Regions from separate parts of the Homo sapiens genome. Here region 2 is linked to region 1. Evidence: chromatin contacts called from ENCODE Hi-C or POLR2A ChIA-PET data. All regions are on one chromosome and are shown on one strand. The core of a region is the stretch at or near the end of the contact, and the rest is flanking DNA. Distances in the headings are between cores, read along the strand shown.

Region 1 (7,386 bases), core at 1,666-4,165:
TTTATAAGGAGAAATTTTCTCACCCAGAGGGAAGGGAAAGGAGTGAATATTTAGAGTGCTTTGCATATGCCAGGCCTTTTGTGTATTTCTTTCTTTCTTACAATATCCACTGAACATGTTGAAAGCCTGCTTTGCACCAGGCACTGGGCTAAGCCCTGGGGAAATCATGTTCAAAAATCCCAAAGATGTCTCTGTGCTCCTGGAGTTTGCAGGCCAGCAGAAGAGACAGATATTAATAAATGGGAAATCACAGTTGTCGGGGCATGATGAATGTGAAATACACAGTACTTTGAAAGCATGTTAGGGGTCAAGGGAGGCCTCCATGAAGGTTGATTATTTGAGCTGACATCTGAAGGATGAATAGGCTTCACTAGATCCAGAGGGCAGAGGAGGTGAAGAGCTTTTCACAGGGCCCTGTGGAGAGTTCAGCATGGCTGCAGGGCAGAGAGCATGGGGGGACTGAGTGTCAGACAGGCTGGCAGGGGCCAGTTAGTCCAATTATGTAGCTTCTTGTCACATGAGATAAGATACACGATAAGGTAAAATATACCCTGGATTTTGGAGGCAATAAAAAATTTTCATACTTATATGTTGACATAATGATTTGCATATAGCGGGCAAAGTATATTATTAAAATTAGTTTCACCTGTTTTTACTTTTTAAAACATGGCTACTAGCAATTTTAAATTACATATGTGGCTTGCATTACATTTCTATTGGGCAGCATTAGTCTAGATGAAAGGTTTTGGTCTTTGTCCTAAAACACCACCAAGCCATTCTGGTTTTTAGCAGAGAGCTGTCATAATCAGACTTGCATTCTGGAAAAGAGAAAAGCCTCACTGTCCCCAAAAGAATCCTGTGGGGTATGCACATTATTATTTTCATTTTCAGACAGGAAAATTGAGGCTGAAAGGGGAAGTAGTTTGTTCAGGTTGGTAAATGGCCAGATATGGATGTGACCAGGGCCAACTACATAATTTGCAAAGCCGAGTGCAAAAGGAAAATGAAGAGGAAGCCAATTTCCCCTTCTCACAGCCGCTGCTCTAACCCAGGGCAAATGGGTGACGCCCAGGGTATTGCGACCTCCCCACTTGAACGCACCAACTAGCTGGATGGGGGTGGGTGAGAGTGTCCAGGGCTGCCTGCCACTCCTCAACTTCTGATCCTTGTTTTGCCTGGGCAAAGGTGACAGCGGAATGAGGGACTCTGGCAGAGGGTTACAGCAGTGGTGGGGCTGGTCTGGGTGTGGAGACCATATGTATGAGCTGAGGCTCCAACTCCCAACCCTGGCACATGCTCCATTGTCCCATCGGACACCACTTACAAAACAAGTTCAGGGCTAAAATTATGACACATTTCAAGTCAACAATCACAGAATGTTGAACCCCAAGCCCAGGGCCTTTCTGAATGCAAGGCCCTGGGCAGCTGCACTGATCACAGACTTATGAAGTCAGCCCTGTTTGTGCCACCCTGCCAGATGCCTCCAAGGAGATGAGACGCTCCTGCCCAACTCAGCCCCTTCCCAGGACAGGAATAATGTCCCCTCCCCTAGTGAGCGGGGATCTGCAGTCTTCTCTTTGCCTTTCAATTCTGGGCCCTGGAGGTGGCTCAGGGCTGTGGCTCCTTCTCAGGCAGCCCCTGTAGCAGCTGGGCCCCAGCCCACCTGCCAGTACCTGACCTGATATCGATACCTGATAGAGATACCAGAACCTGACCTGAAACGAGGCCTTCCTGCCTCACTGCTAACTCACCCAACACACAGCCCGAGAACTTTCCCTGCCCTGTCCACTACGTTTGAAAGCATTTTATTCTGTGGTCAATGTGTCAGCTCTGTGAACGGCCAGAGTCTCATAGAGGTCACAAAGCATGCCCTTTGCACTCAGGCAGATTTGGGTCTGAATTCCTCTGCCACTTAGTAGCTTTGACACCTTGGGCAAGTTACATAACCTCTCTGATCTGAAAATGAGGTTAACAATCCTACCTCACCAGATTGTAAGAAGTCAATGAGAAAGTACACAGAAGGTACAACTTCCTAGCAGTTGTGAGCACCAGTAATTGCTGGCTGCTATTATTATTTATTATAGCTATAGACACTTGCTTCCTTCTGAAAGGACCTTTGGTCTAGTTGCTCTGCTCTTCACTACCCCACTGGCAGAGTGGCGGAGGCCACAGGGCACTGCTGGCCACAGCATCACCTGTGTCCCAGCCTTCCCCAGCCCCCTGTCCCATCCTCCTTGAGGACCATGTTGGGAACAGGACTCCCAGACTCACCTGCTGGCTTCTCCCCGATGTCCTGTTCCGGTTCAGCCATGAGTCACCTCTAGTCCGTCAGATGTGCAGCCCCTCTCGCATTTATGCACAAGCTCCCAACCAAATAAAAAGCACTTTCTACAGCCTCAGCACATCTGTCTGCAAGGTAACAACAGTGTGTTCTTGCCAGCCCAGTGAGATAGAGCAGGGTCATTTTTATTTTATAGATAGGGAAAAGGAGGCTGCAGCGTGTGGCATGATTTGCACAGGGTGAGGCCAGTGAAGGAAGGTACTGAAGTAAGGCTCCAGACTCTCTTCTCAGGCTGTCCCCACTGGAAGACGGTGCAGGCCGGTAGTACTCACCCGAGGGAATGGTGCCCTTCGGAGGGGAGGCCAGAGAGGCACAGCAGGCACCCAGCCAGACCCGAGAAGGGGGCCAGGCCCTCTTTCTTGGAAAAGGTTGGTAGCTTCTACACCAGGGGTAAGAAAAACCAAACACTTTGTTTCTCGGTTTGAATGGACTCCTCCTCCCCATTTCACTGTCTTTACTCCCAGCCCCTTCCTCAGCAGCTGTGCATGACAAGAAAGAAGCAGAAAGACCCCTCCATACCTGGGAAAATGACCTTGGTGATGATCCTGGATCCCCTGATTCTAGACATCAAAATGGAGGAGGCAGAGGCTGGAGCAGGAGGTTCAGTGAAGAATGGGTGGGGAGGGTCAAAGTCCCCAGTGAGGCTGCTGCCTCAAAGGCAGGCTGAAGACAGGAGGAGGTGCACAGATAGGAACCCAGATGTTCGGGTAACGCTCACATTTCATTTAACCCTCCAATGACAAAAGACGGGCAAACAGACGGGGCATCAGGGTGGGCCTCAGCATCAAAAAACTGGAGGGAGCTGGCTGGGTGCGGTGGCTCACGCCTGTAATCCTAGCACTTTGGGAGGCTGAGGCGGGTGGATTGCCGGAGCTCAGGAGTTCGAGACCAGCCTGGGCAACTCGATGAAACCCCCATCTCTACTAAAATACAAAAAATTAGCTGGGTGTGGTGTCGTGCGCCTATAATCCCAGCTACTCAGGAGGCTGAGACAGGAGAATCGCTTGAACCTGGCAGGCAGATGTTGCAGTGAGCCGAGATCACACCATTGCACTCCAGTCTTGGTGACAGAGCAAGACTCCATCTCAAAAAATAAATAAATAAATAAATAAATAAACACTAAAAAAAAACCATAAACCAAACAACAACAACAAAAAACCAAAAAAAAAAAAAAAAAGCTGGAGGGAGCTATGGAGATCGCAGCCCCCCGGCTCTCAAACATGGTGTGCATTGAAGTCACCTGGGAAGCTTTAAAAACCGTGGATGCCCAGGTCCCACCCTATAAAGTCTGATTTAGTTGGTCTGGATGCAATCAGAGCCCCAGAACTTTTGAAAGGTTCCCAGCTGATTTCAATGTGCAGCCAAGACTGTGAACCACTGATTTGGCCAAACTGCTTAAAGGAGCAAACAGGGAAAACGAGGCCTTAGTAAGTGAAATGTTTACCACTAGTCACGTGGCCAGCCAGGCACAGGCCTGGCACTGGACCTGGGTCACCTGGCTGCCAGGCCGATGCTGTCTTCCCAGCATGCTGGTGTGTCTTTCTGCAAGAACAGGGGAAGGGCAGGGTGGGGCAATGGAGAGGCGGAAGTAGCAGGGATCCCCTGGCCTGGACTCCTGAGAAAATGCACTTTGGCCAGCCTGGCTGCCAGGGTGTGGTCCGCCATAAAAAAGGCATCCTGAACCTCCTCCCCTGAGTGGGTGTGGCTACAGGTGCAGGGGAACTGTAGATGAAAAGGCTTGGCACTTGAGGGAAAGCCTCAGTTCATTCTCATTTTGCTCACCTGTTCGGTCCATTCATTCACTCACTCCCCGTTCACTGATTCACTCATTCACTCACACGTTCACTCAACAACACTCATTTTTTTCTTATTTAGGGGAACACACGTTCTTCTTTTAATTCATTTTATTTTTTGAGAAGGAGTTTCGCTCTTGCCCAGGCTGGAGTGCAATGGTGGGATCTCAGCTCACTGCAACCTCCATCTCCCAGGTTCAAGCGATTCTCCTGCCTCAGCCTCCCTATAAATAGCTGGGATTACAGCTGTGTGCCACCATGCCCAGCTAATTTTTTTTTTTTTTTTTTTTTTTTAGTAGAGACGGGGTTTTGCTATGTTGGCCAGGCTGGTCTTGAACTCCTGACCACAGGTGATCCACCTGCCTCGGCCTCCCAAAGTGCTGGGATTACAGGCGTGAGCCACCGCGTCCGGCCTTTTAGTTAATTTTAATGTTTAAAATTAAAGTATTACATGTTCTAGTTAAAAAAAATCTACTGGTACTAAAAATCAGAGCCGATTAGGAAGGAAGAAGGCAAAGTGTGTTGGGGGGACAATCAACTGCCACACAGGCCTTGGCATATGACTTGTTCCATTCATTATGCTGGGCACTTAGTGGGCCCTTTTATCCATGTATTAGTTTTGCTTGTGTGTGAGCCTGTGAGAGGTAGCTTTTAATTCTGATATAGTTTCAAACTTACAGAAAGTTGTGCCTGGAGTAGTGGCTTATGCTAAGGTGGGAGGATGGCTTGAGCCCAGGAGTGCGAGACCAGCCTGGCCAACATGGTGAAACTCCATCTCTACAAAGAATAAAAAAAAGAAAGAGCTTTACTTCTCATCCATTCATTCATTTATTATCATTGTGAACTCATGGATTCTTATTTTATTCAGTGGGTCACAATCCATCACTATCATGATCTATTTTGATGCTTTAATCATCCCAACTTTGTCCAGCATTTTATCCTGGCAGCTGTTTCCCATATCCTTTGACATATCCCCATTATTTTGTGAGCACTTTCTTTTTTTTTATTTTATTTTTTAGACGGAGTCTTGCTCTGTTGCCGAGGCTGGAGTGCAGTGGTGTGATCTCAGCTCACTGCAACCTCCGCCTCCCAGGTTCAAGCAATTCTCCTGGCTCAGCCTCCCGAGTAGCTGGGAATACAGGCACACGCCACCAGGACTGGGTAATATTTTTTGGTATTTTTAGTAGAGAGGGAGTTTCACCACATTCGTCAGGCTGGTCTCAAAATCCTGACCTCAAGTGATCCGCCCTCCTTGGCCTCCTAAAGTGTTGGGATTACAGGCGTGAGCCACCGCACCCGGACTGTGAGCACTTTCTTATTTCATGGCACATCAAGATGTTCTGGGTTCCATTGTACTTTCCCTGCCCCAGCCCTGCGATCAGGCATTTCTCCAAGGAGCCAGGTTATTTTCCATGAGGCACAGGTGTGATCATTCCCATGGAGATGTCATTGCTTCTAGGCTCTTCCCGTGTGCAGAGCTAGGAGCACACATGCATATACGCACATAAACACATAAACACATGCATCTATTTCTGTATATAGATATATGTTTTAAAATCAATCTAATTTATTTAGTTTCCTCTTTTGTGTGTGTATATATTTAAGAGAACAACTTCATATTTCTAGTCCCATTCCAACACCAAAGGGTTCTCCCTTGCTGGCTTGCTTGCCTTCCTTTCTTCCTCCGCCTTTCTCTCTTTCTTTCTATTTTAAACAACAGAAATTTATTCTCTCACAGTTGTAGAGGCCAGAAACCCAAGATCAAGATGTTGGCAGCATTGATTCCTTCTGGAGGCTCTGAGGAAGAATCTGTTTCATGCCGCTCTCCTGTTCTGGTGGTTGCCAAAATCCTTGGTGTTTCTGGCCTAGCTGTCTTCAGTTCCATATTGTAACTCTCTTCTCCAAAGGGTAAAATCTGGCTCCTAACATCTTTGATACATTTACTCCTTTGCTCAGTCCAATTCACAGAAAGTTTCAGAATTGTTCATTTGAAATATATTTAGGTTCATTGTTTCTGTTTGTATAAGAGGATTCTTCCCAGTCCTTGTTGCTTTTATTTATTTATTTATTTATTTATTTAAGACAGAGTCTTACTCTGTTGCTCAGGCTGGAGTGCAGTGACGTGATCTCAGCTCACTACAACCTCCACGTCTCGGGCTCAAGCAACTCTCATGCTTCAGCCTCCTGAGTAGGCTGCACCACCATGCCTGGCTAATTTTTGTATTTTTTGTAGAGACAGGGTTTCGCCATGTTGGTCAGGCTGGTCTCAAACTCCTGGCCTCAAGCAATCTGCCTGCCTCGGTCTCCCAAAGTGCTGGGATTGCAGACATGAGCCACTGTGCCTGTCAATTTATTATTTCTTGAATATATTAATCATTAAATGGTTCTGTAGGTAGAGTCAAAACATTGATATTTTAAAAAGTGTCGTTTTACTTTTTTATCCCTTCCATTTCATTCCCATCTATCTATCCCCTGTAGGAAACTAATCTCATTCGTTTCTGACTTACCCTTCTTATGTTTCTTTTTGCAAAATTAAATAGATACGTTTTTGGCCGGGGCACGGTGGCTCACGCCTGTAATCCCAGCACTTTGGGAGGCCAAGGTGTGTAGATCATGAGGTCAGGAGTTCGAGACCAGCCTGGCCAAGATATTGAAACCCCATATGTACTAAAAATACAAAATTAGCCAGGCGAGGGGATGGGCACCTGTAATCCCAGCTACTTGGGAGGCTGAGGCAGGAGAATCACTTGAACCCAGGAAGCGGAGGTTGTGGTGAGCTGAGATCACGCCACTGCACTCTAGCCTGGGTGACAGAGCGAGACTCCATATCAAAAAAACCAAAAACCAAAAACTTTTTTTTTTTTGAGACGCAGTCTCGCGCTGTCGCCCAGGCTGGAGTGCAGTGGCACGATCTTGGCTCACTGCAAGCTCCGCCTCCCGGGTTCACACCATTCTCCTGCCTCAGCCTCCCGAGTAGCTGGGACTACAGGCACGTGCCACTATGCCCAGTTAATTTTTGTATTTTTAGTAGAGATGGGGTTTCACCATGTTGGCAGGCTGGTCTCGATCTCCTACCTTGTGATCCACCCACCTTGGCCTCCCAAAGTGCTGGGATTACAGGGGTGAGCCACCGTGCCCGGCCATAGCAGCCTGATTTTAACCCACCACCTAATACTGCTCCTCCCTGCACTGTTTTGTGATTTTGACAAAACAACCCATTAGCATCTCCTTCTGACAGGAGACCACCAACTG
Region 2 (7,386 bases), core at 2,088-4,587, 330 kb after region 1:
ACAAGAGAGCCCTATGTTCTATTGATTGAAATTTAACAGAAGATGAAAGGTCTTAATCATGGGTAATTACATTTTATAAAAAAGATCGATTTACAAAAGATCTTGCATAATTCAACAGTCACCTAATTGAGGTTAAGGCTGATAAGAGATGGCTGATATTTCTGTTACTGCCTAGGTAATACCAACATAGGATAACAGCACAACATTGGTTTACAGCTCAGTCAGGCTTTCATATAACATGATTTCTGAAGACTTTCTGAAATGAGAAGGTAACATTTCAAACTCTGAATATGAAATGAAACTTTTAAAAATCACATAGTTCAAGTCTGCATATAATGTAACCACACTGAAATTACATATGTGAACAAGAAAAAGCACAGGCCAGGCACGGTGGCTCATGCTTGTATAATCCCAGCACTTTGGGAGGCCAAGGAGGGCTCATCACTCAAGCTCAGGAGTTCGACACCAGCCTGGGCAATATGACTCTGTCTCCACGAAACCCTGTCTCCACGAAAAATATGAAAATTAGCCTGGTGTAGTGGTGTGCATCTGTAGTCCCAGCTACTCAAAGGCTGAGGTGGGAGGGGATCACCAAGCCCAGGAGGCAGAGGTTGCAGTGAGCTGAGAGTGAGCCACTGCACTCCAGCCTGAGCGACGGATCAAGACCCTGTATACAAAAAAAAAAAAAAAAAAGGAAATGAATGCTCATAAAAAGTCTAGGATAGTCATTAATGATTTAATGTGACTTAATTGCTTGCCAGTGGCATGACTTTATAAGTTGGTCACCCTCTACTACGCTTGGCAAACCTTAGAATAACCACGATAGGGTTAGGCCAACAGCAAAATCGTGGCAGGAGAAGCGCAGCAGTTTTTTTTGTTTGTTTTTCTGTTTTTTTGTTGTTGTTGTTGTTGTTTGCATATTATAAAACCACATTAGCCCTGGAAATTCCAGAGAGTCCCCTCAGCACAAGCATTTGTCAGATCACTCAGGTATGTTGGTATGAAACGCACATACTCCTCCCCTTTTCTGTTTTTCTCACACACATACCCACTTTTTTTTAAGGACTAGGGGGATTAAGGGCCTGTGAATGAGCTTTTTCAGCAGGTATAATAACACATCTTCACTAAATACCCCTCTTCCCTTTCAATAACTAATAGGCCAGCAACAACATTAAAGTGACTTCAGACAACTCTCCTGGGAGCAACTAGACACCGTTAAAAAAAAAAAAATCAGTGGACAATACAGACTTATGTCAGGATCTAAAAAGAGTAAGCTTTGTGATGAAGCAAAATGCTTTTAAGTCCAGATGGCTTATAGGGACTGTTTCGCCCCACTGTTCTGGGGAAAAACAAATGAATACTTTGAAAAGACAAGCTCCCAAAGTTAAAAAAAAAAAAAAAAAAAATTCCCTAAAGGTTGTTGCTTGTTGGAGTAAAGATGCAGAAGAAAAAAGAAAGAAAAGAAAAAGAATAGCCATTTAAATACTTTGACTATAGTACTTGTCTAAAAAATAGTATCAAATAAAGGGCTGGCTTATTAAGTGTCCATCAAGATATTATATTAATTAGTTAAATGTAATTGTTTTTAAATGTAATTTCTTTTAAGAAATAAGACAGGATTGAAGACCATATTAAATAACACTCAAGGGATATAATCCCTTCCAAGTCCAAAATGTGGAAAATTTTTTAACACAAATGATTTGGTTTCTTCTACAATAAATGTCAAGTGGGGAAAAAAAGAAAAAAAGAACCATTATATAAAGAGGAACTTGAGACATATTGAACCAAGTATAAATGTATAGACTCTCTTGTTTAGATACTGATTGAAAACAACCAACTACAAAACTACATTTAAGAGACAATTAGGGAAATATGAACACTTATTAAGTATTAAATATTATTAAAGAGTAATTGTTTATAAGTTTTAGATGTGTTAATGGTGTTGTGGTTATATTTGTTAAACAGCCCTATCTCCTAAAGATACAATGATATAGTCTTTGGTCTGCCTTAATATTATGGTGAAAAATTGGTTTGGCCAGGCACAGTGGCTCACGCCTGTAATCTCAGTGCTTTGGGAGGCAAAGGTGGGAAGATCACTTGAGGCCGAGAGTTTGAGAACAGCCTGGGGAACATAGAGAGACCCTTGTCTCTACAAAAAAAAAAAAAAAAGAAAAAAAGAAAAAGAAAAATTTAGCTGGACGTGGTGGCAGACACCTGTAGTTCTAGCTACTCAGGAAGCTAAACTGGGAGGATTGCTTTAGCCCAGGAGTTCTAAGCTGCAGTGAGCTATGATCACACCACTGCACGCCTGCCTGGGCTACAGAGCAAGCAAATGTCTCTTAAAAAATTTTTTTTTCTAAAGAAAAAATATTGGCATTTTGTTGGTAACTGCTGAAGTTGAATGATGGGTATATGGGAGTTCAAATATATTCTACTATTCTCGGTAATCATCAATGTTTAGATATTTCTGTAAAAAAAAAAAAAAAAAAAAGTTGGCCAGGCATAGTGGCTCATGCTTGTAATCCCAGCACTTTGGGAGGCTGAGGTGGACAGATTGCTTGAGCTCAGGAGTTCGAGACAAGCCTAGGCAAAATAGCAAAACCCTCTTTTTAAAAAAAACAAAAAAATGAAAATAAATTATTGGAATAAAAGTATCAGTGGTGTTTAATATGAAAAAAGTTTGTCCTGCCATTAAAAAGCAAATATGCAGAAAGGGGCATGTACAAAGACATTCATTGAAGGGCTATTTGTAACAGTTCACAACTGGAAGATAACTTAAATGTCTATCAACAGACAGTGGATAAGAAAATTATAATAGATCTGGCCAGGCATGGTGGCTCACGCCTGTAATCCCTGCACTTTGGGAGGCTGAGGCGGGTGGATCACAAAGTCAGGAGATCGAGACCGTCCTGGCTAACATGGTGAAACCCCGTCTCTACTAAAAAAATCAGCCAGGCGTGGTGGCGGGTGCCTCTAGTCCCTGCTACTCGGGAGGCTGAGGCAGGAGAATGGCGTGAACCCAGGAGATGGAGCTCACAGTGAGCCGAGATTGCGCCACTGCACTCCAGCCTGGGCGACAGAGCAAGACTCCGTCTCAAAAAAAAAAAAAAAAAAAAAGAAAATTATAACAGATCCATACTATGGAAAGTATGTAATAGAAAACTGGTGTGGTGTGTGAGGGTGGGACTGAAAACAGGAGGGTTGAGTGGAAGTCTAAAATCACTAGTTAGTAATATCCCTAGTAGGTAGACAGTCCCACACCAGACTGGCCAGGTGGCCTTCCTTGCTCACCCACACAGGAAATAAGAGGTTTGTTTTCTCAATAAACTCAACCAGAAATTTTAGACTAGGAACACTCTAGGCACAGCCAGGCAGGTGCCAAATGACAAGTGGAATTACATGAAGGTCTAAAGTCTACGTACTAAACAGTAATAGGGCCTCCTTCCTGCCTTCATCCAGGTTGCAATAATGTAAATATCTAGGCTTACCTACCACTCCACCAGCCACACCTCAAAGAGACTATCCTTCTCTGGAAAAACTCAAGTGTCTCTACGAAAGGACCATGGGATATTGAAATCTGGGTTGCCAAGAGGCAGTAAACTGTATCCAGGCACACAAAGCTTCCAACCCTCCTTTTTTAGTGTCTCACTTTTAAAACATGAAGGATAATTAAGAATTATAAGGCACTTTAAGTTCTAGCCTGAAAGAGAGAAACCAAAACTATAAGAAATAAAAATGGGACTCTGACAAAACAGACAAAGCAGGGAACAAATGAAAACTATAATTAATATACTCAGAGACCAAAGAAAAGTCATTGCTCCCATGGAACCAGAATAGTATGCTATTTTTAAAAGTAGTGAGGAGGGAAACAAAACAGGAAAGAGCACTTGGAAATTATTAAAGTATGAATTGACGAATCCAGCACTTTTTGTCTTTCTTATATACAAACTATACCTTAGGGTAACCAAACAGTTGATGAGGGGAAGTTTCCTTTACAAGAAAATTTAGCTGATAAATGTTGAAGGAATAACTGGATTGAAATAGCACCATTTCCCAACCCCTAATGATATAATAAGGAATATCCAGTTTTCCAGGTTGTCTCATATATGTTTTTACACTCAAGATCCAAACAAGGTTCATACATTACATTTGGATAATATATCTCTTAAGTCTCTTTTAAACTCTGGATTCCCCAAGTAATGATCCTTTTCACCTAAGTGATGATCCTATAATGGAATACTATAAAACCATTAAAAATATATAGCTATGTACTTCCAGACATAGTTTGTGCCAGTTATCAGTGAATGAAACTGAATAGGCAATTCACAGAGAAGTAGAATCACCAGTAAATGTAAAACATGCTCAAGCACACTACTGATCTGACAAAAGCAAATTAAAATAAGAAGTGGTGGCCAGGCTGGGCGCGGTGGCTGACGCCTGTAATCCCAGCACTTCGGGAGGCCGAGGTGCATGGATCACGAGGTCAGGAGATCGAGACCATCCTGGCTAACACTGTGAAACCCCGTCTCTACTAAAAATACAAAAAAAATTAGCCGGGCGTGGTGGCGGGCACCTGTAGTCCCAGCTACCGGGAGGCTGAGGCAGGAGAATGGCAGGAACCCAGGAGATGGAGCTTGCAATGAGCCGAGAACTCGCCACTGCACTCCAGCCTGGGGGACAGAGTGAGACTCCATCTTTAAAAAAAAAAAAAAAAAAAAAAAAAAGTGGCAGCCAGGCACGGTGGCTCACGCCTGTAATCCCAGCACTTTGGGAGACTGAAGGGGCAGATCATGAGGTCAGGAGTTCAAGACCAGCCTGACCAACATGGTGAAACCCCGTCTCACTTGATCTTAGCCAAAGGCTGAGAAATGATGAAACCCCTTCTCTACTGAAAATACAAAAATGAGCCAGGCATGGTGGTGCGCACCTGTAGTTCCAGCTACTCGGGAGGCTGAGGCAGAAGAATCACTTGAACCTGGGAGGTGGAGGCTGCAGTGAGCCGAGATCATGCCACTGCACTCCAGCCTGGGCGACAGAGTGAGAATCCATCTCCAAAAAAAGAAAAAAATGTGTATATATATATATAGTGATATATATATAGTGATATATATAGTGATATATACATATAGTGATATATACATATAGTGATATATATATAGTGATATACATATAGTGATATATATAGTGATATACGTATAGTGATATATAGTGAGATATATATAGGGAGAGATATAGAGATATATAGTGATATATATAGTGATATATATATAGTGATGTGATATATATAGTGATATATACAGTGATATATATAGTGATATATATATAGTGATATATATAGTGATATAGTTATATATATAGTGATATATATATATAGTGATATATATATATATAGTGATATATATATAGTGATATATATATATAGTGATATATATATATAGTGATATATATATATAGTGATATATATATATATATAAAGTGGTTTCACACCTGTAATCCCAGAACTTTGGGAGGCTGAGGTGGGTGGATCATTTGAGGTTAGGAGTTCGAGACCGGCCTTGTCAACATGGTAAAACCCTGACTCTACTAAAAACACAAAAATCAGCCAGACATGGAGGAGGCATGCACTTGTAGTCCCAGCTACTTGGGAGGCTGAGGCAGCAGAATTGCTTGAACCCAGGAGGCGGAGGTTGCAGTGAGCCAAGACTGCTCCACTGCACTCCAGCCTGGGTGACAGAGTGAGACTCTGTCTCAAAAAAAAACAAAAAAAAGAAAGAAAGAAAGAAGTGGTTTCAACCACATCAGACAGGCAACAGAAACCAAAAAGTCTGATAGTGCAGGAAGTGTTGGCAAAGATACAAGAAAATAAGAAGTCTTTTATACTACTGATAGGAATATAAATCACTGCACTCCTTTGACAAGCAATGTTACCTTATCTAGTTAATTTTACAAATACATATCCTAAAACCTGGCATCCTATTTCTAAAATATATACTTTGAGAAGATCTTACATATGCACCGAATGTTACTACAACAACATTTGTAATATATAATGTGGTAATGAAGAATGGATAGTGGTATATTCATGTCATCGATGGAATACACAGCAGTTAAAAGGAAAGAATTAGATGCATATGTATATCAACATGGACAGATCAACAGGTAAAAAAAAATAAAATGCAAGATTATATAAGAATGTAACAGTGTGATATCGTGAAATACGTATTTGGTCTCTGACCCAGTTTCCTAACATATAATTCCTAAAATATAATTCCTAAAATCCTTAGAATCTCCAGAGAGATGTCTTTTTGTATGTTAATGGGTAGATTCATGGCTGGCAGCCCCTACATAGCTTAAGGATGGGAGCTGGTCATTGGAAAGACCAAAAGCATAATTAGAGGGTTAGGACTTTCAGCCCACCCCACACAACCTCCCAGGAGGGGAAAGGGGCTGAAGGTGAAGTTGATCACCAATGACCAATGGTTTCATACCTACGTAGTGACGCCTCCATAAAAACTCAAAAGAACAAGGTTGAGAGATCTTCCAGATAGCTGAACACATGGAGGTTCCTGCAGGGTGACATGTACAGGGAGGGCATGGAAGCTCTGCACCACTACCCCCATACCCTGCTTTACGCATCTTTTCATCTACATCCTTTGTAACAGTAAACATAACTGTTTCCCCAGGTTCTGCAAACCATTCAGCAAGTCAACTGAACCTGAGGAGGGGGTTGTGGGAACCCCAGTTTATAGCCAGTTGAGACTGTACTGGACACAGAGGATTCATCAAAAATAAAAGACAGTAGCTGGGCAAGGTGGCACATGACTGTAATCCCAGTGATTCGGAGGCTGAGGCAGGAAGACAGCTTGCACCCAGGAATTCAAGATCAGCCTGGGCAACACAGCAAGACCTTCATCTCATAAAGAAAAAAAATTATGGTATCTACATTATATACACACACACACATATACATATATATGTACATATATATACATGGCAGGTTGGTCAGAAGCACAGGTAAAATAACCTGAGGCTTGAGATTGGCATAAGTGTTGTCGGTAGTCTTGGGGACTGAGACCTCAAACTGTGGGATGTGACACTATCTCAAGTAGACAGTGTCAGTATTAAGTTAGATGACACCTAGCTGGTGCCTGATGCAGAACTGATTGCTTGCTGGTAGGGAAAAACACTCCCATATTTTTTTATTTGTTTGCTTTTTAAGATAGGGTCTCACTCTGTTGCCTGGGTTGGAGTGCAGGTGACACGATCCCAGCTCACTGCAACCTTGACCTTCAGGGCTCACTGCAACCTCGACCTTCAGGGCTCAAGCAATCCTCCTGCCTCAGCCTTCCAAGTAGTTGGGACTACAGGCACATGCCACCATGCTCA

The links. A loop is a pair of places that touch in the nucleus more often than their neighbours do. ChIA-PET counts read pairs that join two places held with the same protein, here RNA polymerase II (POLR2A).
Region 2: a map with no recorded cell type shows a loop between it and region 1 (2.1-fold over the local background). The contact joins the enhancer-like site here to the promoter of ANKRD40CL in region 1. A Hi-C loop is called at or near these places in 1 of 37 single-sample maps with no recorded cell type. POLR2A ChIA-PET finds 5 or more read pairs at or near these places in 2 of 52 experiments (A549 and activated T-cell).

What each region holds. Positions count from the first base shown.
Region 1 is chr17:50,764,603-50,771,988 of GRCh38, forward strand. ANKRD40CL (ANKRD40 C-terminal like) reads right to left here and starts at 2,916. Exons shown (of 4, transcript NM_001358683.3): 1 at 2,861-2,916; 2 at 2,272-2,409. The coding sequence starts at 2,311. MIR8059 (microRNA 8059) reads left to right here and starts at 4,048; the gene lies at 4,048-4,128. RefSeq lists a silencer at 1,036-1,085 and an enhancer at 1,386-1,475.
Region 2 is chr17:51,090,599-51,097,984 of GRCh38, forward strand. The region is part of intron 1 of SPAG9 (sperm associated antigen 9); the gene reads right to left. Among named protein-coding and RNA genes, the nearest start is that of SPAG9, 27 kb to the right of the region's middle. RefSeq lists a silencer at 3,250-3,544. Within about 2 kb of position 3,338, at least 4 of the 41 ENCODE cell types and tissues checked have a DNase peak (open chromatin) inside an H3K27ac peak, as active enhancers do.